4 separate regions of the Homo sapiens genome follow, and all the other regions are linked to region 4. A link is a contact called in ENCODE Hi-C or POLR2A ChIA-PET data. All regions are on one chromosome and are shown on one strand. Each heading gives the region's core, a stretch centred on a gene start or an enhancer-like site at or near the end of the contact. The rest is flanking DNA. Distances are from core to core; before and after follow the strand shown. Region 1 overlaps LOC128966623 (a long non-coding RNA gene). Region 2 holds the start of CBY3 (chibby family member 3). Region 3 holds the start of CANX (calnexin). Region 4 holds the start of ZNF354A (zinc finger protein 354A).

Region 1 (6,112 bases), core at 1,424-3,923, 800 kb before region 4:
CTTCCTCCCAAAGTGCTGGGATTAGAGGCCTGAGCCACCGCGCCCAGCCGGCGGTTTCTTTCTAGGTAGACGGTGATATCATCTTCGAATTATGACAATTTTCTCTCATCTTCCAATCCTTACATCTTTTCTTTCTTTTTCTTTCCTTAGGGCATTGACCAGGAGAATGCAGTTCTGTGTTAAACCACAGGGGATTACTGAGTATTTTTGTGTTAATTAATCCTGACTTAAAGGATTAATTAATTAAGGATCTTTGCAATTTTCTTCCTCAAGTAAAATTTTGATGTAAGCTTTTGGTATATGAAATTTACTAGTTGAGAAAGTTTCTTCCAGTCTTAATTAGTTAAGAGGGAAAAAATCATAAGTAGGCTTTAAATCTTATCAAATTTCTTTCTGAATAGACTGAGATAATTATATGTTTTTTTTCTTTTTACTGTGGTAGCTCATGTTAATAGATTTTTTGATGTTGAAAAATTCTTCCCAGGACTCCGGGAGTCTGAAGCAGGAGGATCGCTTGAGCTCAGGAGTTTGAGACCAGCCTGGGCAACATAGTGAGACCTCATCCCTATTTAAAAAAAAAAAAAAATATATATATATATATATGTGTGTATATATACATATACACACACATGTATACCTATATAGACACACATATATACATATATATACACACATACTATAAAAAAGAAAAATTCTTATATTCCTAAGCTAAGTTTTACTTGATTTTATATGCAGTTGGCCCCTCGTATCCTGGGGTTTTACATCTGTGGTTTCAATCAACCGTGGATCAAAAGTATTTGAAAAACAAAAGCAATAAAAAAAAAACAAGAAAAAATAATATAAATAAAAAAATCAATACAACAACTTTTTTTTTGAGACAGTCTTGCTTTGTTGCCTAGGCTTGAGTGCAGTGGTACCATCACAGCTCACTGCAGCCACAACTTCCTGAGCTCAAGTGAGCCTCCCACTTCAGCCTCCTGAGTAGCTGGGACCACAGGCTGGTCTCGAACTCCTGGGCTCAAGTAATCCTCCTGCCTCAGCCTCCCAAAGTGTTGGGATTACAGGAGTGAGCCACCATGCTTGGCCCCAACAGCTATTTACATAGCATTTACATTGTATTAACTAGTAGTGTAAATAATTTAGAGGTGATTGGGCCGGGCATGGTGGTTCACGCCTGTAACCCCAGCACTTCGGGAGGCCGAGACGGGCAGATCACGAGGTCAGGAGATCGAGACCATCCTGGCTAACACAGTGAAACCCCGTCTCCACTAAAAATACAAAAAATTAGCTGGGTGTGGTTACAGGCGCCTGTAGTCCCAGCTACTCGGGAGGCTGAGGCAGGAGAATGGCGTGAAGCCGGGAGGCAGAGCTTGCAGTGAGCCGAGATCACACCACTGCACTCCAGCCTGGGCGACAGAGCAAGACTCCATCTCAAAAATAAAATAAAATAAAATAAAATTTAGAGGTGATTTAAATTATACCTCTAAATAATTAACCTGGGACAGAGGATGTGCATAGGTTATAGGTTATACGCAAATACAGATGCTCCTTGACTTATGATGGGGTTACAACCAAATACATCCATCGTATAGATTGACCATATGGCGAGTTGAATTTACAATGGGTTTATCCAGATGTAACCCTATTGTAAGATGAGAAGCGTTCTGAATGCCCATTGCTTTTGCACCATTGGCAAGTCAAATCCCAATTGAAGCCATCATAAATTGGGGACTGACAGTACAATGCTACTTTATATAAGGGACTTGAGCATTGTGGATTTTGGGGGGAGGGTCCTGGAACGAATCCCCTGTGGATACAGAGGGACTGCTGTATATATACATCTACAGGGCAAGATAGTTTATTTTTAAAAATTATACCATGTCGATTGTGATGACTGGCATATAGATTATGATGGTTTTTCTCTGATGTTGTATACTGAAATGTTTTCATAGGACCAAGAATGTTAGAAAAATAAAGATCTTAAATACAATATGATAAATTTATATATATACTATTTGATTCTGTTAGCTATATTTTGTTTTATATCAGTGATCATAAGTAAAAAATGGTTTTATAATTTTATTTTTATGTTAACCTTATCTGATTTGAGAATTAAAAATTCTAGTTTCATAAAATGAACTGGATAATTTTTATACTTTTTCTATTTTCTTGTACAGCACACTGTCCAGTAGAAATATAATGCAAGAACACATGTGACTTAATGTTTGTAGTAGCCACTTAGAAAAGTAAAAAGAAATATGTGCAATGAGTTTTAATAATATATTTAATTCAATACGTCCAAAGTAGTGTCATTTGAACATGTTATCAACATAAACATGAATGAAATATTTCACCTTCTATTTTTGTACTAAGTTTTCGAAATCTGTTCTTTTATATTGATAGCACTTCTTAATTCAGACACGAAATTTTCATAAGAAGTACATGATTTGTATTTAGGTTTCATAAAATTTACAATTCAAAAAGTAGATTCACATACGCGAATCGTTTCAAACATACCTCTGGGCCCAGCGCCTCGCCCTGTCCTCGCCGGGTGAAGTCGGCCCTGACTGCAGCCTGCGAAGCACCCGCCCATTGTCCCCGGAGAGGGCGCCCTGGACGCAAGCGCAGAGCCCCGGGAGGCGCGGGAAGCCGGAGGAGGGCGATGGGGGCGAGGCAGGAAGAGTACGTGGGGCCGAGGGGGGCGAGCGCTGGGCCGCCCGCAGCCGGAGAGTGTCGCCCCTCCTGAAGGCCCTGGGCAGGTGAAATGAGGACCAGCGCTGACAAAGGGCAGGATGCAGAAGACTCCTGACTTTGGATCTCAGATCACCCTCGGAAGCTCCGATTCGGATCCGCGTCCACAGACCCGGCGACCTCAGACAGACCGGGCGTCCGGGGAAGAGGCGGCGGCAGTGAGCACCGCAGTGAGGAAACCAGGCTCCGGCGATCCCCAGGCCTTACGCCCGACCCCAGGGCATTTGGGAGCAGGTCTGCGTCCGGGACCAGCACACTCTGGACGGGAGCTCTGCCTTTCTGGGGTCCTCCAGCTGAAGGATGTGAGTTGCAAGAAACCCATTCTGTAGACCTCGAAATCAGCGGGGAGCCCCAGGCACTTGTGGGGGGACTTTGATGTGGCTCCCACGCATCCACCCGGCACCGCGTGGATTGCCAGGGGCAGGACGAGCTTGAGTGGACGCTGGGTTCGCTGAGCCCCCCAGAGGCTCCTCGCCCTGGGTCACCTGTGCCGCCTTGGACCACCCAGAGAAACCTTTCCTCCCACCAGGTGAGCCGCAGGCCAGGCGCCAGGCCTGAGTGTGCCCGGGACGGGGATTTCTCTGTGAACGGCCCATCATCCCATAATATCCACGTTGTCTTAGCCTCATGTTCTGAAGAAACACGAATTTCATACACAAGCGTGGATTTTTGCATGTTTTAAATTGTAAATGCGACTAACTCCAAGGAAGTTGGAACTTGAAGCAGGCTCAAAGCAAACTTAGTCGCGTCATCCGCCACCATCCTCCAGGGTAAACCGAGGAGCACAGTTAATTGGTTTTCCACGGGTATTTGCCACTTGTCAGATGGGCTGTTATGGACGTAACCACGTAATTCCTGGAACCCAGTGAGAGTCAGCTTCCTTTACGGGCGTCTGACAAGATGTGCTCAAACACCTTGAAGATCTTTATGGAAACAACTTTTGGCTCTTTATCAAGATGTCATTCAGGGCTCTGAACAGTCGAATACGTTGTGGATGGGTTTGCTGTAGTTATACAGTGTGCATTTGATACTTGTCAATAGCGCTAGTAATGTTATTGCAAAAATAAAACCTTCTTTAAAAAAGAGGCCGGGCGCGGTGGCTCACGCCTGTAATCCCAGCACTTTGGGGAGGCTCAGGCAGGTGGATCACGAGGTCAGGAGATGGAGACCATCCTGGCTAACATGGCGAAACCCCGTCTCTAGTAAAAATACAAAAAATTAGCCGGGTGTGGTGGCGGGCGCCTGTAGTCCCAGCTACTCGGGAGGCTGAGGCAGGAGAATGGCGTGAACCTGAGAAGCGGAGCTTGCAGTGAGCCGAGATGGCACCACTGCACTCCAGCCTGGGCGACAGAGCGAGACTCTGTCTCAAAAAAAAAAAAAAAAGAGAAAAAAGAAAGAAAGAAAAGTGGCCCGGCACAATGGCTCACGCCTGTAATCCCAGCACTTTGGGAGGCCGAGGCTGGCGGATCGCGAGGTCAGGAGTTCGAGACCAGGCTGGCCAGCATGGTGAAACCCTGTCTCTACTAAAAATACAAAAATTAGCCGGGCATGGTGGCCCGCGCCCAGGCAGGCTGTTCTGGGAGAGAAAACTTGGCTCTCCAATGCGGTGTGGCCATTTGGCTATGACATCACACTGCATAGTTTAATGAGTGAAATCAGACCTCTTCTTGTTATTGGAGATGACTGGAGGATTTTTTTTTTATTTTCCTGAATGTAAGTAGGTAAGCCATGAAGATCCCAGATTTCATTCAGGGACTCAGAACCAGCAGCAAGGAGCAGGCTGCGTGGAGAAAACAGAGTTGGCTCTGGAGTACCCCATGAGTCCAGCTTGTTCAAAGTAAAAGTGGCAATGGCTTTGGGATCACAAAACAGCCCTTGAACATCAAAGTCAATTAGTAGAAACCCCTAAATATCATGGGGCAAAAAATATTTCAAATTTACTTAAATATTCGGTTTATCAGATGGGACTCACTTTTTTTTTCTTTTTTTTTTTTAAACAGATTCTCACTCTGTTGCCCAGGCTGGAGTGCAGTGGCGCCATCTTGGCTCACTGCACCCTCTGCCTCCCGGTTCAAGCAATTTTCCTGTCTCAGCCTCCTGAGTAGCTGGGACTACAGGCACGAGCCACCACGCCCGGCTATTTCTTATATTTTTAGTAGAAATGGAGTTTCACCATGTTGGCCAGGCTGGTCTCAAACTCCTGACCTCAAGTGATCTGCCAGCCTGGACCTCCCGAAGTGCTGGGATTGCAGGCGTGAGCCACGGTGCCCTGCCGGGACTCAATTTTTAACACCTATTTTTAACACTAGCTTTTGTGCTAGTAAATTAAATTAATTCTTTTAAAAAAACCCAATTGTGTGTACTTTAACAAGTAAAACTAAGTTGGTTATAATGTGACAAAAATACAAGCAATAATAATAGCAAAATTATCCAATAGGAACCATGCAGAGAGTTTTATATTATAACTCATGTCCCCTTTCCTGCAATGTTATTAACTTCTATCCCCATTTTCCACATCAAGGAAATTAAGTTTGGAGACACAGAGTGACTTACCTAAGTCACAGGTCTGGTAGGTGGAGAGTTTCTCTCACTCCAGGGACCACAATCTACAAAATAAACTTGCATATTCTACAAAATATTTGTTACCATTGGAAGTAGGTAGGCAGAGTGTTACTAGCATCAAATTATGGCAGGAATAAAAAGAAAGGGTGGTGGGCTGGTCTTGCTTCTGCAGTTTAAGGGGGATCCCTGCGCCGAGATGTCTGGCTAAGTGGTCGTTGTAACAAGTGGCAGAGATGGTGAAAACATCAGGGAGCAGGTGGTGGCTGTTCCAGTTTCTTATCTCAGGAGGGAAGAGCTGCAGATGTCTTTACTGTGAATGAGGGAGAGAAACGCTAAAGCACAGAAATGTTCAGAACCAAAGAGCTGGATCACTCATGCTTCTAGAAAAGACATTGGCATCTTCTCATTGCTCATCTACTGTGCCTGGCACAGCCTTATTTTCTAGCTTTCTGAATGTGAGTTCCATCCATATCCTTTGCATAACGGTGGTACTGGGCTGTGGAGAGCTTGGAATGTGTGTCCATGGGGAAATGGGCTGTTCTGGTTATTATAAAACGGCCAAGGGAGGGCTCCATGGCACACCTCTGAGTAACCCAGGACACTCCTGTTTGGGAAATGCAAACCATCCATACGGCAGGGGCACAATTATAAAGATTGATCCTGTCACGGGAATGGTTTCAAATCTGACCAACCTCATGGCATACATTGGGGAAGCAATTGTGAAACCCCTTGATTCTTTGGATCTGGACATGCTGTACTGTGACAATGGTTTGTGTGTGACAGAAAATGTAGCTGTGTC
Region 2 (6,354 bases), core at 3,395-5,894, 950 kb before region 4:
GAGGCTGAGGCAGGAGTATCTCTTGAACCCAGCAGGCAGAGGTTTCAGTGAGCCGAGATCACGCCACTGCACTCCAGCCTGGGCAACAAGAGCGAAACTCCATCTCAAAAAAAAAAAAAAAAAAAAAAAAAGCTGGGCGCGGTGGCTCACGCCTGTAATCCCAGCACTTTGGGAGGCCGAGGTGGGCAGATCACCTGAGGTCAGGAGTTCAAGACCAGCCTGACCAACATAGAGAAACACCGTCTCTACTAAAAATACAAAATTAGCCAGGCATGGTGGCACATGCTTGTAATCCCAGCTACACGGGAGGCTGAGGTGGAGGTTGCAGTGAGCCAAGATTGCACCACTGCACTTCAGCCTGGGCAACAAGAGTGAAACTCCATCTCAAAAAAAACACAAATAAACAAAAAAATTAGCCAGATGTGGTGGCGTGTGCCTGTAATCCCAAGTACTCAGGAGGCTGAGGCAGAAGAATCGCTTGAACCCAGGAGGCGGAGGTTGCAGTGACCCGAGGTTGCGCCACTGCGCTCCAGCCTGGGTGACAGGGCGAGACTCTGCCTCCAAAAATTAAATAAGTAAATAAATAGATAGATTTATTAAGGCCGGGCACAGTGGCTCAAGCCTGTAATCCCAGCACTTTGGGAGGTAGAGGCAGATGGATCACTTGAGGTCGGGAGTTCAAGACCGGCAGGGCCAACATGGTGAAAACCCTGTCTCTAGTAAAAAAAAAAAAAAAAAAAAAAAAAAAAAATACAAAATTAGCCAGGTGTGGTGGCACACGCCTGTAATCCCACTTAGGAGGCTGAGGCAGGAGAATTGCTTGAACCCAGGAGGTGAAGGTTGCAGTGAGCTGAGATCATGCTATTGCACTCCAGCCTGGGCAACAAAAGTGAAACTCCATCTCAAAAAATAAATAAATAAGTAAAATAAATTTATTAAGGATGAGCTTGCTGTTAAAAATTTAAAACAACAACAAAACAACAGCAAAAACCCCACAATTTAGACACGCTACCACTATGGCTAAAATTAAAAAGGCTTGGCCGGGCACGGTGGCTCAAGCCTGTAATCTCAGCACTTTGGGAGGCCGAGGTGGGTGGATCATGGGGTCAGGAGATCAAGACCATCCTGGCTAACACAGTGAAACCCCGTCTCTACTAAAAATACAAAAAAATTAGCCGGGCGTGGTGGCGGGCACCTGTAGTCCCAGCTACTCAGGAGGCTAAGGAAGGAGAATGGTGTGAACCCGGGAGGTGGAGCTTGCAGTGAGCTGAAAAAAAAAAAAAAAAAGGCTTACTAGCTGGGCCCTGTGGCTCCTGCCTGTAATCCTAGCACTTTGGGAGGCTCAGGTGGGAGGATCCCTTGAGCCCAGGAGTCTGAGACCAGCCTAGGCACCACGGTAAGACCCCGTCTCAAAAACGCCACCACCACCTTTAATTAAGCGAATTTTTTAAAAATGAAGGTTTACCAAACCAAGTGTTGGCCAGGATACAGAGAAACAGAAACTTTCACTCACTGTTAGTGGCTTAATAAAAAGGTAAACATGCACCTGCCATATGACACAGTCATTCTATTCCTAGGTGTTTACTTAAGAGAAATGAAAGCATATGTCCACACAAAGATGAGCAAAAATGTTCAGAGCAGTTTTATTTGCAATAGCCCCCAAACTGGAAACAACCCAAATGTGCATCAACAGCTGAATGGAAAAACAAATTGTGTGGTGTTTCCATACAATGAAATACTACTCAGCAATAAAAAGCAATGAACTGTTAATAAATGCAACAACATGGATAAATCTTAAAATAATTATGCGGCGAGAAGCCAATGCCAAAAAAAATCTATACTGAGGCTGGGCGCGGTGGCTCACACCTGTAATTCCAGCAGTTTGGGAGGCCGAGGCAGATGGATCACTTGAGGCCAGGAGTTTGAAACCAGCCTGGTGAATATGGTGAAACCCCATCTCTACTAAAAATACAAAAATTAGCTGGGTGTGGTGGCAGGCACCTGTAATCCCAGCTACTTGGGAGGCTGAGACAGGAGAATCACTTGAACCCAGGAGGCAGAGGTTGCAGTGAGCTAAGATCATACCACTGCACTCCAGTCTGGGCAACAAAGTGAGACTCCTCTCAAAAAAAGAAAAAAAGGTAATGGATACCTCCAGATGGATACATTATCTTGATTTTGGGAATGATTTCACATAACAAATTATCGAAATACTTCACATTATACATTATAAATATATGTAGTTGGCCGGGCGCGGTGGCTCACACCTGTAATCCCAGCACTTTGGGAGGCTGAGGTGGGCGGATCACAAGGTCAGGAGATCGAGACCATCCTGGCCAACACGGTGAAACCCCATCTCTACTAAAAAAAAAAATACAAAAAATTAGCCAGGCATGGTGGCGGGTGCCTGTAGTCCCAGCTACTTGAGAGGCTGAGGCAGGAGAATGGTGTGAACCTCGAAGTGGAGGTCGCAGTGAGCTGAGGTAGCGCCACTGCACTCCAGCCTGTGCGACAGAGCGAGACTCCGTCTCAAAAATAAATAAATAAATAAATGTAGTTGATTTTGTCACTTATACCTCAATAAAACTATTACAGAAGTTTCCTAGGAGGTGGCACCACCACCGGGCTCTGCCCCAGCTTGTGAGCTCCTGTGGATCTGGGTCTGTCCCTTGCAGTCAGGTGGGTGGGCTTAGTAGGTAGGACTGACGTCATTTCCTTCCACTGTCCGCACACGTGGCACGTGTCCTTCAAACATGCCCAGCCACTTCCCTCCTCTACCCCCAGGTCTTCAAGGGATTGGGGTCTCCTTATTGTTCAGGTTTTAGCAAGAATGTCAAGGGCCTTCACCGAGCACCACATCTAAATTACTTCCTACTCCTCACCCTGTCCCAAAATCACTTTCTGTATTTCCCTGGTTTGTTTTCTTCACTGTACGTATCAGAATTAGGGTTTTTTTTTTTTTTTTTTTGAGACAGAGTCTCGCTCTGTCACCCAGGCTGGAGTACAGTGGTGTGATCTCGGCTAACTGCAACCTCTGCCTCCTGGGTTCAAGCGATTCTCCTGCCTCAGCCTCCCAAGTAGCTAGGATTACAGGCATACACCACCATGCCCGGCTAATTTTGTATTTTGAGAAGAGATGGTGTTTCTCCATGTTGGTCACGCTGGTCTCAAACTCCCAACCTCAGGTGATTTGCCTGCCTCGGCCTCCCAAGGTGCTGGGATTACAGGCGTGAGCCACTGCACCCGGCCAATTTTTTGTATTTTTATTAGAGACAGGGTTTCACCATGTTAGCCAGGATGATCTCGATCTCCTGACCTCATGATCCGCCTGCCTCAGCCTCCCAAAGTGCTGGGATTACAGGCGTGAGCCACCGTGCCCGGCCTGGATATTCTTATTAATTTAATCATTCCTTTTTTTTTTTTTTGAGATGGAGTTTCGCTCTTGTTGCCCAGGTTGGAGTGCAGTGGCACAATCTTCGCTCATTGCAACCTCTGCCTCCCAGGTTCAAGCAATTCTCCTGCCTCAGACTCCTGAGTAGCTGAGATTACAGGCACCCGCCACCACACCCGGCTAATTTTTTCTATTTTTAGTAGACACGGAGTTTCACCATGTTGGTCAGGCAGTTCTCGAGCTTCTGACTTCAGGTGATCCACCCACCTTCCCCTCCCAAAGTGCTGGGATTTACAGGCATGAAACATCGCGCCTGGCCCTCTTTTTTTTTTTTTTTTTTTTAAACACAGGGTCTCTATCGCCCATGCTGGAGTGCAGTGGCACAATCACTGCTCACTGCAGCTTTCACCTCTTGGGCTCAGGTGATCCTCCCACCTCAGCCTCTTGAGTAGCTGGGACTACAGTCGCATGCCACCACGCCCAGCTAATTTGTTTTTGTAGAGATGGGGTCTTGCCATGTTGGCTAGTCTGCCCTTTCATTTTCATCATCTATCCTATTATCTTCCTCCCTCCTCAGCTGGCGCCCTACTGAGATCCCTATCACTGGTGGTGCACCCATCCCATAGGTGCTGTAGGAGCTGGCTGGTAACTCTCAGCTGCCCTGGCCAATAACTGACATGTAGAAGGAGGGTACAAAAGACGGGCTCCCTTGCTTTAAGGAGGCCTAACTGTGGTGCCATTTGTGCTCAGAGTTCCCCATGAGAGCAAGCGGAAGCTAGTCTCCACGTGAGACCACACTCTGGCTCAGCCTTAGCCTTTTTCTCGCCCTGTCTTGCTTCCCTCACCCCCTTCTCCTGAGAGCATTTCCCCAATAATTCACTTGAACAAGAATGCTCAGCTTAGGCTCTGCTTCTAGGGAACCTGACCCATGACACGCTCTGTTAGCTTCCTGAGAGACTATCTTGTTAGTTCCCCTAGAACAAATTCCTGTCTTGGACTCTGCTTATGATCACTCCCTTCATTCCCCTGCCAAGAATGACAGCTCAGTGAGGGAATATGTTCTTCACTTCCCTAGAACTGTTCCTAGAACACAGTAGGTGCTCAATGATGCACTGAATGCATGCAGGGGAGAGCCCAGAGTCTATCTGACAGCTCAGCGGTCAGCACCCCTTCTTGTCCTGGGGTGGCCTGGCCTGGAGGCATTGTGAGTCATAGCAGGTGGACAAGAGCTGAGTGGGTCAGAGATGGGACTAGCCCTGGGACAGCAGCTCAGCAACTCCACCCCATCTTCCAGGTGAGGCACAACATACAGTGAGGACTAACGGGGAAACATCCTCCGAGAAGATACAATCTCAAGGGTGGGCCTGGATGTGGGCTTCCAGAGACCATCTCCCTGAACCAGATCTTGGGGATGGTATGTACCATCCAGCCTCTGTCCACCTATATGTGAGGGATAAGTGTATTATGAATTAACGAAGGCATAACAGAGGGAACCCTGCTCTAGTTCTTTCTCTTCTCACTGCCCATGGGCAGAAGAGGAATTAGAAACAACACATAGCTCCCTTTTTCACATAATAGAATCAGCACTTACTGGGCAGGGGTGGGGGGTGCAGAGAGAAGTGAGCAAAATGGGACTTGTCTGTTATCTGGACTTTGGACTTCCTGAGGGCACAGTTTGTTTGGAATAAAAGTCATGTTTAGTGTGCACAATCCCTGATACTTTGAGCCCTATGCATAGGTCTAGCCCATGGCACACACCCCAGGATGTCAGTGAACACACTGGACTGTGGTCTATACACGCATCTGTCTTCCAAGCTGGATTAGGAGCACCTTGAGGGCAGGCAGAGGCTGTTTCAGGTCCCCTTCCCAAGACCAGAGTCTGGCACAGAGCAGATGCTAGTTCAAGTCTATCAAATGACTGAATGATGAGGGCAATAATGCTGTTGGCTATGCTAGATATCCTCCCAGATTGCTTTCAGAATCCAGATCTAACCCCGGCTTTCTAATCCTTCAGCAGTTCCCTCTTACCCACAAAAGGAAGTCTAAGCTTCCGAGCCTGCCTGTAGGGCACCTTCACATAGTGCACTGGTCCACCTTCCCAGCTTCCTCTTCTGCTCTTCCCAGCACCAATCCTATCCAAGCTCGTGTTCACATCTGAAATATGAAAGTCCTGCCCTGCCGGGTACAGTGGCTCACACCTGTAATCCCAGCACTTTGGCGCTGAGGCGGGCAGATCACCTGAGGTCCGGAGTTCGAGACCAGCCTGGCCAATAAGGTGAAACCCCATTTCTACTAAAAATACAAAAAAAAAAAAAAAAAAAAAAAAAAGGCCAGGCGCAGTGACTCATGCCTGTAATCCGGGCACTTTGGGAGGCCGAGTTGGGTGGATCACCTGAGGTCAGGAGTTCGAGACCAGCCTGGCCAACATGGTGAAACCCCGTCTTCACTAAAAATACAAAAATCAGGTGGGGGTGATGGCAGGCGCCTGTAATCTCAGCTACTCAAGAGGCTGAGGCAGGAGAACTGCTGGAACCCGGGAGGTGGAGGTTGCAGTGAGCCAAGATCGCGCAATTGCACTCCAGCTCGGGCAACGACAGCGAGACTCAGTCTCAAAAAAAAAGAAAAAGAAAGCCCTGCTCGGCTCTTCCCTCTGCCTAGAAGTTCTCCATTTTCCATCCTCAACCCACCTGGCAAAGTCCTACTCCTCCTTTAAGTACCTACTTACTTGTCTTGCTACCATTCCCTACCCCTCACCCTTCCAGCTGCAACTCAGAACAAGGCCCTCCTCCCGTCCTTCATCTGCATATGTATCCCAGGGCCTGATCCTCAGTGGTCTTTGGGGAAGATGGTTTAGGTGAGACTGCTGCCTGTGCAGCGTGGAACGACGGGCTCCTCGGTGGCCAGCAGCTGGTGAGACACAGCCGCAGCCGTAGCTGCAGGGCTAAGACATGTCCGCCGGCCTC
Region 3 (6,384 bases), core at 137-2,636, 970 kb before region 4:
AAATTCTTCCCCCTTAAAAAAATCTACTTATTAAAAAATTAAGCAAAATCTTCCATTTCCTAAATCAGAGGTAAAAAGACTTAACTATGGTTAATCTTGTCCTCTCAATCTTTTAATATTAAGCTCAGTTTAACTTCCCTCAACCAGCAATCACTTGTGTCATGCCCAGCGGTAATACACAATGCCCGGTTTCTTCTATCACCATAACTGTGACCTCAGGTCCTGCGAAACAGGACTGAACCAGTTCACTAGGATGGCAGTGTATTGGTCCAAAGGCATTCAGATTATAATAACGTACCGCAATGATCATCGAGCAGTTACTAAATGTCGGACTTCCCTGTCTTATTGTATACATATCTTAATTTAATCCTCACAAATCCATCGGGTATTATTATATCCATTACTTGACAAGAACGGGGGCACAAAGGGTAAGAAAACTGCCGAAGTTCACAGAGCAACCAATGACCAATCAAAGACTCGAGCCAGGGCCTTAGCGTTAACCACTGCACGGTCTATCCCTGAACTATAATCCCAGCACCATCAGTACACTAATCGCATGACCTTGGGCCAGTCATTTCATACCTCCAGGCCTCCGGTGTGGAAAGAGATGCACTTAGATGAGCTTTCGGGGGCTTTCCTGCTTTTAACGCCCTGTCCCTCTCCAACTGGATTACTCGCCTCCAGAATAGGTGCTGTAACTGCTAAGTTTCTCAACCACTGCGTGTTCTCCTTCTGGTACATTCCCCTTTCTCTTCAGGGAACTAGGGTCCAGTCTCCGCTTTGGATTTTCAAATATTAAACTGTAACGCTAGTTGTAAACATTCCCTCTCGGTCTAATACCACCCTTCCCTACTACTAGGGGTACCTAGTAGGCCCGATTCCACCCTATACTTTTACCCAGTTACTCCAGCCCACCTCGCGGCTGCCCAGGCAGCCGGCAAAGAGGCCTAAGAAAGCCCTAGAAGCAAAGCCATAGGAATAAGTCAGCTTTCCCAGAGGTCAAAGAAGGCTGTCGGGCCACCTGCCACGCCTCCCGACCCCGGCGGCGCGGCCTGGGCCCGCAACCCAACCAAAGACGCCCGGATTCGGGCCTCCTCGCTCACGGCGGGCGCGTCGGCCAGGGCCTGGGCCCTCAAGAGCCAGCCCGACCCCTCAGTCGCCGGCCACGCCCGACCCCTCAGCCGCAGAGGCGCTCCCAGCCCCCCGAGGTCCTCACAGGCCCGAGGACGCGCTCAGGTCTCCCCTCTCACCTCTAGCCTCCCGGGGACCGCGGGGGTGCCCGTGCCCCTTCCCGCCCGCACACCTTGCCCCGCGCCGCAGTAAAGAGAGAGGCGGAGGCGGCCCGACCGTCACGTGCCGCAGAACCAAGAGGCCTCGGCCACCGCTGCCGCGCGAGCGAGCCCCACCGCACGAAGCCCGGCCCTGTGCCCGCCCCTGGCCCCTGAGTAGCCACAGCCGGCGCCAAGTCCCGCCCTCCCGCGCAAGCCCCGACATCCGGTTGGCCGGCGTGGGCATCGCTCTACGCACCGTCCCATACGCCCCCTACGGCTATTCTTCGTGGAGTGTGAAGATTGGCCGGGAGTGAGGCAGGAAGTGGCTGTTGGTTGGGCGGGAGGTGAGGGGCGGGCCACGCTGGATCGAGACCGCCGGGCGCGCGCGTCTCGGGGCGGGGCTGGTTTAACAGGCGTTCCCGCGTCGGTTGCTGTGGTGCCTTCGGGGCGTTCCAACCCAACCCCCAGTAGCCCTCACCCGTCTGGTTCCTGGAGCCGAGACTTGGGACGCATCGCGCGCCCTTCGCTGACGGGGCAAACGGCAGCCGGCAAAAGGGGTAGGAGTCCGACGATCGGCCATCAGGAAGGGCCCGTTGCAGCGAACGCGGGCCCCTACGGGCGTGAGCAGAACCCAGCGCGAGCGCCTGGCCGGATTGGCGTGCACTGCTCCGCGCTGTGTGAGCCGGCGCCGCAGTTCCTGCAGAGTCATGGCTCGGCCCAGGAGCCTGCGCAGCCTCGTCGCCCAGCATAACACACAGTCCAGAATAATATAATCCGAGGTTATTTGAACTTTCAATTTATGTTTCCTGAAGTGAGATTAGGTGTCAGGGCAGAGAGATACAGGGATGACAGGACGAGAGAAAGGATGGTGCCATGGAAAGATTTAAGATACGCCACCATTTTAGTAACCCACTCTTAGTACATCTTCAGTTTTCAGTATGCTGAGAACCTCACAAAATGGAAGTGGCCCAGGGTTTTTCTAGACCTTTAGAGATCCTGATCTCTTGTTCTCTATTTGTTTGGACACCCAAAGGCTTGACTACTAGGGTGGAAAACACTAGAATCAGCGAATGTATCACTGATCTGAAAAGCCCTCTTGCCACCGGGAAGGGGAAGAAAGGCAGGGTTTGGTGTTTGCATGAGTTAGTATCATCCAACCCTCAACCCCCAAATTTTTTTTATTTTTATTTTTTTGAGACGAAGTCTTGCTCTGTCGCTCAGGCTGGAGTCTAGTGGTGCGATCTTAGCTCACTACAACCTCCGCCTCCCGGGTTCAAGCGATTCTCCCTCAGCCTCCCGAGTAGCTGGGATTACAGGCGCCCGCCACCACGCCCGGCTAATTTTTGTATTTTAGTAGAGACAGGTTTCACCATGTTGGCCAGGCTGACCTCAGGTGATCGACCTGCCTCTGCCTCCCACAGTGCTGGGATTACAGGCGTGAGCCACGGCGCCCCAACTTCAGCCCCAAAATTTGTGTAGGAGAATTTTGGTTTCCTGTCTACCTGGGGAAGCAGCTATTCAAAGCAGAATAAAATTCTGGATGCTACATGATCCAAATAATGAGCTTAAAATGTAGTTACAGGAAGTACATTTGTGAGCAAAAGAGCTACTCCTGCAAAGGTAAGTGCCAAAAGACTGTGGTACTATGGAGAATTCAATGGGATTCTGAAGGGGAGGGACTGCTTCCATCCAGAATGGACTGGCAAAGAGGTCAGAATTGGCTGGGCGAGGTGGCTCTCCCTGTGATCTGAGCACTTTGGGAAGCTGATGCAGGTGGATCATTTGAGGCCAGGAGTTCAAGACTAGCCTGGGCAACATAGTGAGACCCCTGTCTCTACAAACATAAAAATAAAAAAATTAGCCTGGCATGGTGCACACCCGTAGACCCAGATACTAGGAAGACTGAGGCAGGAGTATCCTTGACTCCTGATTGAGGAGGCTGCAGTGAGCTAAGATCAGGCCACTGCATTTCATCCAGCCTGGGCAACAGAGTGAGAACCCGTCTCTAAATAAATAAATAATAAAAACAAACAGATGTTTTACATGGGCATCGTTTGTGCAGTCCAAAGCAATTACAATAGTAACATCAACCTGGATCACCATGACAGATATAATAATGAAAACATATTATACGAATTCCCAAAATGTGACAGAGACCAGAAGTGAGTACGTGCTGTTGGAAAAATGGTGCTTATAGACTTACTTGATGCAGGGTTGCCACATTCAATTTGTAAAAACACAGCATCTGTGAAAACCAATAAAAGGAAGTGCAGTAACAAGAGGTTTACAGCCTGTTTACATTCTGACATGGAGCAACAGTCAAGATTTAGTGTCATGTGAAAAAGCACAGAGAAAGGTGTGTTTCCTTTCATACTGAAAAGGGAGATGTATTCTCATACATGTAAGCTTGGCCAAACAAGCTTACTAGAAAGAAACACGAGAAACTGCTAGGAAAGGTTAATGCTGGAGAGGGGGCCTGAAACTCTAGAAGCAGAAATACTTTCTTGGCCAGGCACAGTGGCTCACGCCTGTAATGCCAGCACTTTGGGAGGCTGAGGCGGGCGGATTACCTGAGGTCAGGAGTTCAAGACCAGTATGGCCAACATGGTGAAACCCTATCTCTACTAAAAATACAAAAATTAGCCGGGCATACTGGTGCACACCTATAGTCCCAGATACTCGGGTGGCTGAGGCAGGACAATCGCTTGAACCCGGGAGGCAGAGGTTGCAGTGAGCCAAGATTGTGCCACTGCACTCTAGCTTGGGTGACAGAGCCAGACTCTGTCTCCAAAAAAAAAAAAAAAAAAAAAAAAAGAAATGACACTTTCTTTAAACATGCATATGATTTTTTCAACAAAGAATCAGGCCGGGTGAGGTAGCTCATGCCTCTAATTCAGCACTTTGGGAGGCGAAGGTGGGTGGATCACTTGAACCCAGGATTCAAGACCAGCCTGGGCAACATGACAAGACCCCATCTCTACAAAATATACAAAAATTAGCTTGGCATAGTGGCTTGAGCCTGTAGTCTCAGCTACTCAGGAGGCCGAGGTGGGAGGATTGTCTAAGGCCAAGAGGTCAAGGCTGCAGTGAGCCAAGATTGGGCCACTGTACCAGAGTAACACCCTGTCTAAAAAAATAAAAATAGGCCAGGCACAGTGGCTCACGCCTGTAATCCCAGCACTTTGGGAGGCCGAGGCGGGTGGATCATGAGGTCAGGAGATCGAGACCACGGTGAAACCCCATCTCTACTAAAAATACAAAAAATTAGCCGGGCGCAGTGGCGGGCGCCTGTAGTCCCAGCTACTCGGGAGGCTGAGGCAGGAGAATGGTGTGAACCCGGAAGGCGGAGCTTGCAGTGAGCGGAGATTGCGCCACAGCACTCCAGCCTGGGCGACAAAACGAGACTCCGTCTCAAAAAAAATAAAAATAAAAATAAATAAATAAATAAAAATAGGCCAGGCACAGTGGCTCACGCCTGTAATCCCAGCACTTTGGGAGGCCAAGGCGGGTGGATCACCTGAGGTCAGGAGTTCGAGACCAACCTGACCAACATGGAGAAGCCCTGTCTCTACTAAAAATACAAAATTAGCCGGGCATGGTGGCTAATGCCTGTAATCCCAGCTACTCGGGAGGCTGAGGCAAGAGAATCGCTTGAACCCAGGAAGCAGAGGATGCGGTGAGCTGAGATTGCGCCATTGCACTCCAGCCTGGGCAACAAGAGTGAAACTCCGCCTCAAACTCACGCCTGTAATCCTAGCACTTTGGGAAGCCGAGGCGGGTGGATCACGAGGTCAAGAGATCGAGACCATCCTGGCTAACACGGTGAAACCCCGTCTCTACTAAAAAAAACCACACACACAAAAAAATTAGCCGGGTGTGGGGCGGGTGCCTGTAGTCCCAGCTGCTGGGGAGGCTGGGGCAGGAGAATGGCGTGAACCCGGGAGGCGGAGCTTGCAGTGAGCTGAGATCGCGCCACTGCACTCCAGCCTGGGAGACAGAGCAAGATTCCGTCTCAAAAATAAATAAATAAATGAAAGAAATAAAAACTTAAAAAAGGAATAAATTTTAGCTTTAGCTTTTGTACTTTTTTCAAAATAGGCAGTATGTTTAAAAGAGTAAACAAAATTGTTGATCCATTTATCCTTCGTATCCAGCTTCTTCTCATAGCTTGTCTCTCCATCCTTCCCTCAAAGCCACCCTCATCCTTGCTCATGCCTACCTTTTGCTTGAAGGAGAAAGTGGGCACACAGAGAGAGGGAGCACTCACATTTTTATCCATTTACTTTTTTTTTTTTGACAGATAAACACTTTGTTTATTCATCCTCCTCCTCATCTCCTCCTCGTCTTCATCTTCCTCTTCCACCTTTTTCCAGGCAACTTTAGCAGGACGCTTTGAGCCATCAAACTTCCCTTTCGACTTAGAATCAGCAACATCCTTCTCGTACTTCTCCTTCAGCTTTGCCGTCTTAGTGATGTAAGGCTGCTTTTCACTGTCATTTAAGTTATTCCACATCTCACCCAGCTTTTTTGCCACATCTCCAATAGAGATGCCAGGGTTTGTGGATTTGATCTTGGGGCGGATTTCCGAAGAGAACAGGAAGAATCCAGATGGTGGCCTTTTGGGGGCACTAGGATCCTTCTTCTTCTTGCCTCCCTTAGCTGGTCCCTTCATTTCCCGATCACAGTGCACTTTATCCGTCTTTGCCATTTCATCAAATTTAGACTTCTCTTTCCCGGACATTGTCTTCCACCTTTCAGAGCACTTCTTGGAAAATTCTGCAAAATTGACAGGGTTTTTCTTTTTACATTCTTCTCTGCATGTCTGCACAAAGAAGACATAAGCAGACATCTTGCCCTTTGGTTTCTTGGGGTCACCTTTAGCCATCCTGGCTGTATTGTTCGCTCTCATTCCTTTTTTTTTTTTTTTTTTTTTTTTTGAGACGGAGTTTCTCTCTTGTTGCCCAGGCTGGAGTGCAATGGCAGGATCTCAGCTCACAGCAACCTCGGCCTCCCGGGTTCCAGCGCTTCTCCTGCCTCAGCCTCCTGAGTAGCTGGGATTACAGGCATAAGCCACCACGCCCGGCCCATTACTTTCTTAATAGTTAGGCTGGTA
Region 4 (6,376 bases), core at 1,888-4,387:
CATTAAAATTTATGAACATTACATTACAACATTCATTCTCACACTTGCAACCATAAAAGAGATTATTTTCTTCACTGAGTAGGGCAGGGGGTTAGGATTTTTTATAAGCAGCCTCTCCAATAGCCTGTATCGGCCTCTAAGTCCCAAATGCATGCAACATGGTGCCATGGGTAAAGGGCACAGAACTGTCTGGGAGTGCTGTTGTGAGGTTTTGTTTTCCACTTCCCCTCACCCCATCATTATCCCTCCCCAGCTGAGATGTCTCCTCCCCCTCAGCCCTTCCTCCAGGGTCCAGCTTCAGGAAAGGCCCCGTGCTAAGTAATAAATAGGAGGTGCGCAGGATTTTAAATCTCACCACCTGGGTTTATTTTCTGATAGTAAAATGGAAGAAAAATAGAGTGAAACCTCCATGATTTATGGGCTCCCTTGCTTTCGGAGGTTTTCCGGTTGCATCTTTGTGCTATGCTTGACATTTATGATATAAGATATTAATATCTGCACAGAAGAGCTGCCGGTGCTAATTATTCAGACCTGCTCTGACAGCGAACTAGTGAGCAGCACTCATATGTCAGATCCCATCTATGCATTAAGCCTTTCACTTAAAATAGGTGGGAATGACGAGGCACTATGGGCCTTAGCTGTATAAACTGTGCAGAAAGTCTATAGGATATATTAGTAAATCAACTATGATAGGGCTGCTGAAAAGCAAGCCAATACCTGTCTGATAAATAGAATCCCCAGGAAAGTCTTTGATTTAGGAAATGTGCCAGAGACATAAAATGATATGAGGGAAAATGCAAATAATGAAACTAGCTTTTCCTAATTCAGAAAGGAAAATGTTTGCCTCTCCTTCCAGTCCTTCAGGTTGTCAGATGTGCCTTGTTTCTAGCAGCTATTTATAATATTAATCATTTTAACAGTATCAAACAGACTGGGTTTTTACACTTGATAAATTTTTGATGTTGAACCTTTGAAAAATGCAGTGATGTGATTTTTTTCTTCCTGAAGAGTTTCTCCCCAGAAGCCAGTGTTAATTTGCAGATGCCAACACATGACTAATGGTCTTATCTCAAAAGATTAATCCACACTAAATTAACATAGGACCAAGGCCTCAGGATTGTATAGCCTTTCGTCGTGAGAGATTCCAGGCTTTGTGATTCTGACAGACAGGCTGGCAGTTGTCTCCTCATAAGGGATGGTAGCTGGTTAGTTAATTGGTCAGTCAGTCTGCCTGGTACACCCTGTTACTGCCTGCCTAACAGTCACTGCCCTCCTCTTCTTTGTCAAGAACACCAATTTTGTTCAGTGAGCAATGCGCTCAGCTCCAGATGATGAGATATGATGGAGCTGCTTCAGTTCAGGTGAACTAAATTCCCTGTGATTGGTTCAGAGGTGAGGAAGTGACCTAATTCTGGCCAATGAAATGCAAGAGAAGGATGGAAAGGAGCTGAATGGGTTGGAGGAGGAAAAGGGATGGTGGCTTCTGGAAAAGAAAATAAAAGGTGATCATCATGTGGAAGTTAGTCCTTTTTGTTTCTGTAATTTCCTTCCTGATATTGGATGTGGCTGTGAGAAAACTGGTTCCTGGAGCAGCAGCTATGCTGGGCTCTTGAGTGGAGACCATAGCCAGAACTTTGGGTGGCAGAGCAGACAGACGGAAAGACACTGAGCCCTCGCTGATGTCATCAAGCCACCAAACCAACTGCGGTCAGTTCCTTCTGCCTACCTCTAGATCGCTTTTTAAACAAATAATAAATGTCATGATGCAAGCCACTGTTAGCAAAGGTTTCTGTATGTTGGTGCTGGAAGTATTGCTAATGATACAGCCAATTTTGCAAGCCTGGAAATTGTTTTCTCTCTTAAAAGCATTCATGTCATACATGCATATGGTAAAGCAAAATGTTGAAAAGTATATCAAGGTGTTAAATAGCAAGTGCAAGTATTATTCCAGCTCCCAGTACCCTCCTCAGAGGCAACTACTTTTTTTTTTTTTTTTTGAGATGGAGTCTCGCTCTGTCGCCCAGGCTGGAGTGCAGTGGCGCAATCTTGGCTTACTGTAACTTCCGTCTCCCGGTTCAAGCAATTCTCTGCCTCAGCCTCCTGAGTTGCTGGGACTACAGGCGCCCGCTACCACGCCCAGCTAATTTTTGTATTTTTAGTAGAGACGGGGTTTCACCATCTCGGCCAGGCTGGTCTTGAACTAACGTCGTGATCAACCCGCCTCGGCCTCCCAAAGTGCTGGGATTACAGACATGAGCCACCGCCCCCAGCCAATTAAACGTTTTTTTTAAAAAAATAAATGCAATGGAATGCAATGAAGCTATCAAAAATGCCACTGAGGGAGAATATTTATTGACAAATTCAAATGTTCAAGGCATATTCTTAAGTAGGGAAGCGCCAAACTTTCTAAATGGAGCCGGTGTTCTTTTTGTAACTGAGAAGATTTAGTTTAAAAAAAATATATATATATATACACACACACACACACACATATACATACATACATCCGTTGGCTTCACAGTAGCTGGCACCTCCCTCCCCTTTGCTTCAGGCACTTCCTGGGAGTCCTCGTCCATTCTCACCTCAGCGACGAAACCCCTCCACATACCCTGTTTCTCCTCACATTTATCCCCGAAAATGTTATATAATTATGTGTATGGCTTATTGTCTGCTCCCTACCCCCCAAAAAAATGTTCTCCAGGGCAGTGACGTTTCTTTCATTGATTGATACATGTGAAACCACTTGCAACCGTGCTTGGCACACAGCAGGTGCTCAGTGCCCCTCTGGTGAATAACTGAGGGGCACTAGGTCTGTTCTGGGCCGTTTTCCTGCCGCCCACGCCCTCCCTCCCGAAATTCCCACAGACACAGAGTTGCAAGTTACTGCCCTCAGCGAACCTCCCCTTATCTTCCCTATAACCAGGAACCTGGGGCCCTCCAGCTCACAGGGGCCCTCTTGTGGCATGTGGGCGCGTAACAGCTCAGCCGGGACCCCGCCTCAAACGCATGGAACTACACTTCCCCGAATGCAGGTGTCCTCTCGTGGACTCCATTTCCCAGCGGCCTCAGCGGCTGCCCCGCCCCTCCTGGTCCCCGGCGCGCCGCGGGGTGAGCGGCGCCGGGCCTGAGGTCGCCCAGACGCCGTCGGGGCGGAGCCGGGTCGCGAGGCTGCATCCCGGCCGGCGGTTCCGGAGCCTCGCGGCTGGGGAGGCGCGGCCCGGGACGCTCGAGCTTAGGGAGGTGAGCGTCGGCGGCAGGCCAAGCCGGTAGGAGGCGGCGCCCGGCACGGGGACTGCCTGCGGCTGCCGAGGCTCCGAAAGCCTTTGTGGGCGCTGGCGGGCACCCCCGCGTCTGTCACCGGCCCCCGCGCCGGGATCTGGACTCTCGCCCCCCCGCGGGGCGCTCCCTCGCCGTTGCTGGTGCACCCGCGTCCGGCTCGCCGTGGACGCCGGGCCTGGCGTTTCCTCCCGGGCCCGTCCTGCCCACTCCATGTGGGCCTCGCGGACTCGGGGCACCGGGACCCCGAGGGCAGGGCGGACGCAGCCGGGCCCCGGTTTCCGAGTCCGTCCCCAGGACGGCCACCCCTCCCGCCTCGGGACACCCAGCGCTTTCCTCTTCAGAGCTGGTGTTTGGCCGGGCGCGGTGGCTCACGCCTGTAATCCCAGCACTTTGGGAGGCCGAAGCGGGTGGATCACGAGGTCAGGAGATCGAGACCATCCTGACTAACACGGTGAAACCCCGTCTCTACTAAAAATACAAAAAAAATTAGCCGGGCGTAGTGGCGGGCGCCTGTAGTCCCAGCTACTTGTGAGGCCGAGGCAGGAGAATGGCGTGAACCCAGGAGGCGGAGCTTGCAGTGAGCCGAGATCAAGCCCTGCACTCCAGCCTGAGCGACAGAGCGAGACTCCGTCTCAAAAAAGAAACATCGTGTTAGAAATGGGATACATGGGGTCGGGCGTGGTGGCTCACGCCTGTAATCCTAGATTTTTGGGATGCCAAGGCGGGCAGATCACCTGAGATCAGGAGTTCGAGACCAGCCTGGGCAACACGGTGAAACCTCGTCTCTACTAAAAATACAAAAATGAGCCGGGCGCCTGTAGTCCCAGCTACTCGGGAGGCTGAGGCAGGAGAATGGCTTGAACCCGGGAGGCAGAGCTTGCAGTGAGCCGAGATCCTGCCACTGCGCTACTGCACTCCAGTCTGGCCAACAGAGCGAGACTCCGCCTCAAAAAAAAAAAAGCCGTTTTCCGTGGAGTCGGGAGATGATTCGTTGGCGGGAGAGAGAGGAACCGGCTGGGAAAGGCTTGAGGCGGAGGGAAGTCGTCCCGGGGCCGTCGTGGTGGGAGTCCCGGCCCGCCTCGCAGCGGCGTGAACGGGGCAGGTGCCCCGGCGCTGCCTCAGTTTCCTGAGCGGTGCAGTGGGTGCTGGCAGTGCCAGCTGGCGCCGAGGAACTCAGCGGCGTGGGGCGAGCCCTGGCCCTGGTGGGCTCAGCGGGTCGCTGCTGCCACTGCGGCTCCAGCGTCCCCTCCGTAAGCCCCAAGCCTGTGGGGCCTGGGCCTGGCCGGGCGGCCCAGCGCTGCTCTGGTCCGCGGGCTCCTGGCTCCTCCCGAATCCCTGTGAGGGCGCGCGGGGTCCTTCTCAGCGGGAGTCGGGGTTTTAGAGCTGCGGATTCCAGGGCTGGAAAGCAGAAGGGGTTCTTCCTGGCTCCCTTTTTCTTCTCAGATCTGCCTTCTGGAGACTGCGCCGTCCTCCCGGGAGAGCCAGAAAGAGGACATGGCTGCTGGGCAGCGGGAAGCGAGGCCCCAGGTGAGCTCATTGCCCTCCCAGATCCCAGTGGATGGATTTTCCCCACTAACTGGAGTTCTTCACCCGGGACCATCTCCAGCCAGGATGGAGCCCAAGTCCTTTTCTCTTGGAGGAGCTGGTCCGCCCTCATGAGTGGTGGATTCTGTAGGGAGGACCACCCACCCTCCCCACCCGTGTCTAGTGGTTCTCTTTTTTTTTTTTTTTTTTGAATCTCGCTTTGTCGCCCAGGCAGTGGCGGGATCTCGGCTCGCTGCAACCTCTGCCTCCCAGGTTGAAGCAATTCTCCTGCCTCAGCCTCCCAAGTAGCTGGGATTACAGGCTCCCGCCATCACGCCCGGCTAAGTTTTTTTTTTTGTGCTTTTATTAGAGATGGGGTTTCACCACGTTGGCCAGGCTGGTCTCAAACTCCTGACCTCAGGTGATCCACCCGCCTCAGCCTCCCAAAGTGCTGGGATTACAGATGTGCGCCACTGCACCCAGCCCGAATAAATCATTTTCTGTACACATTTATTTGTGTGTGTGTGTTTGTGTATGCATGTTACCATCTATGTTACCATTTTAACCTTTTTTTATTGTGGCAAAATATATATAACATAAAATATACCATTTTAACTTTTTAAGTGTATAATTCAGTGGTATTTTAGGTACTTCCGCATTGCTGTGCAGCCATCATCGCTATCCATCTTTATTGTGTAGATTATCACATTTATTTCTTAACCCTAAGGGGCAGGCATTAAAAGGCAGTTTTACAGAGTAGTTAAGAATGCAAGCTCAGTGAGACATCTGCTGGATTTGAATTACACAAGAAAAAACAAAGTCACAGAGAGGATACAAAATTTGTAGAAGTCAGCCGGCCACAGTGGCTCACACCTGTAATCCCAGCACTTTGGGAGGTCGAGGCCGGCAGATCGCCTGAGGTTAGGAGTTTGAGACCAGCATGGTGGAACCCTGTCTCTACTAAAAATACAAAAATTAGCCGGGCATGGTGTCTAGCACCTGTAATCCCACCTACTCAGGAGGCCGAGGCAAGAGAATCATTGGAACCCGGAAGGTGGAGGTTACAGTAAGCCAAGATCATGCCATTGCACTCCAGCCTAGGCAACAAGAGCCAAACTCTGTCTCAAAGAAAAAAAAAAATGTGTACAAGTCACACAGCTGGTCAGTGACTGTGTCTGTGTGACCTGGACAAATTTCTTATCTTGTCTGTGACTTTGTTTTCTCTTGTGTAAAGTGGCAACAATAATGGTATCGTCTTGATAGGATTGTTGTGAATGTTAAATAAAGATTATACACTGCAAATTAACATAAAGCTCTAAGATCAATACTTGGCCCATAGAAAGCCTTCAATAAATTATAGCTATTTTACTTTTCGTCATTACTATCCTTAAGCTTGAGTAAGCACATAGAGAGTACCTTCAGTTGCTTAACCTAACCTCCATCATTAAGTATTTAGATTATTCCTGGTTTTTTGCTCTTAAAAACACCATGAATATGTTTGTGTGTACTTTTGTGCACTGTTCATTATCGTACAAATAGAGTAATTGGTACTTTAAAGAGTATACTTTGAGGG

Evidence for each region. Hi-C counts contacts between places; a loop is a spot of excess contacts on that map. ChIA-PET counts read pairs that join two places held with the same protein, here RNA polymerase II (POLR2A). Pooled maps may share reads with other maps.
Region 1: a loop to region 4 is called in a pooled map, with 4 times the contacts of the local background. The contact joins the enhancer-like site here to the promoter of ZNF354A in region 4. A Hi-C loop is called at or near these places in 1 of 37 single-sample maps with no recorded cell type and 5 of 50 pooled maps.
Region 2: a map of naive thymus-derived CD4-positive, alpha-beta T cell shows a loop between it and region 4 (30-fold over the local background). The contact joins the promoter of CBY3 here to the promoter of ZNF354A in region 4. A Hi-C loop is called at or near these places in 1 of 168 maps with a recorded cell type or tissue (naive thymus-derived CD4-positive, alpha-beta T cell), 7 of 37 single-sample maps with no recorded cell type and 10 of 50 pooled maps. POLR2A ChIA-PET finds 5 or more read pairs at or near these places in 1 of 52 experiments (HCT116).
Region 3: a loop to region 4 is called in a pooled map, with 29 times the contacts of the local background. The contact joins the promoter of CANX here to the promoter of ZNF354A in region 4. A Hi-C loop is called at or near these places in 2 of 37 single-sample maps with no recorded cell type and 9 of 50 pooled maps. POLR2A ChIA-PET finds 5 or more read pairs at or near these places in 1 of 52 experiments (A549).

Annotation. Positions count from the first base shown.
Region 1 is chr5:179,527,317-179,533,428 of GRCh38, reverse strand. The region is part of intron 4 of LOC128966623 (a long non-coding RNA gene); the gene reads right to left. Among named protein-coding and RNA genes, the nearest start is that of RUFY1, 20 kb to the left of the region's middle. RefSeq lists enhancers at 2,446-3,051, 3,052-3,658. Within about 2 kb of position 2,673, at least 13 of the 41 ENCODE cell types and tissues checked have a DNase peak (open chromatin) inside an H3K27ac peak, as active enhancers do.
Region 2 is chr5:179,679,324-179,685,677 of GRCh38, reverse strand. CBY3 (chibby family member 3) reads left to right here and starts at 4,644. Exons shown (of 2, transcript NM_001164444.2): 1 at 4,644-4,805. The coding sequence starts at 4,760. It also overlaps a transcript of CANX not described here.
Region 3 is chr5:179,693,969-179,700,352 of GRCh38, reverse strand. CANX (calnexin) reads right to left here and starts at 1,386. Exons shown (of 15, transcript NM_001746.4): 1 at 1,251-1,386. It also overlaps the pseudogene HMGB3P22. RefSeq lists enhancers at 132-191, 1,752-2,281 and silencers at 1,002-1,291, 1,332-1,741.
Region 4 is chr5:178,727,420-178,733,795 of GRCh38, reverse strand. ZNF354A (zinc finger protein 354A) reads left to right here and starts at 3,137. Exons shown (of 5, transcript NM_005649.3): 1 at 3,137-3,240; 2 at 4,723-4,806. The coding sequence starts at 4,774. RefSeq lists silencers at 2,958-3,297, 3,368-3,597.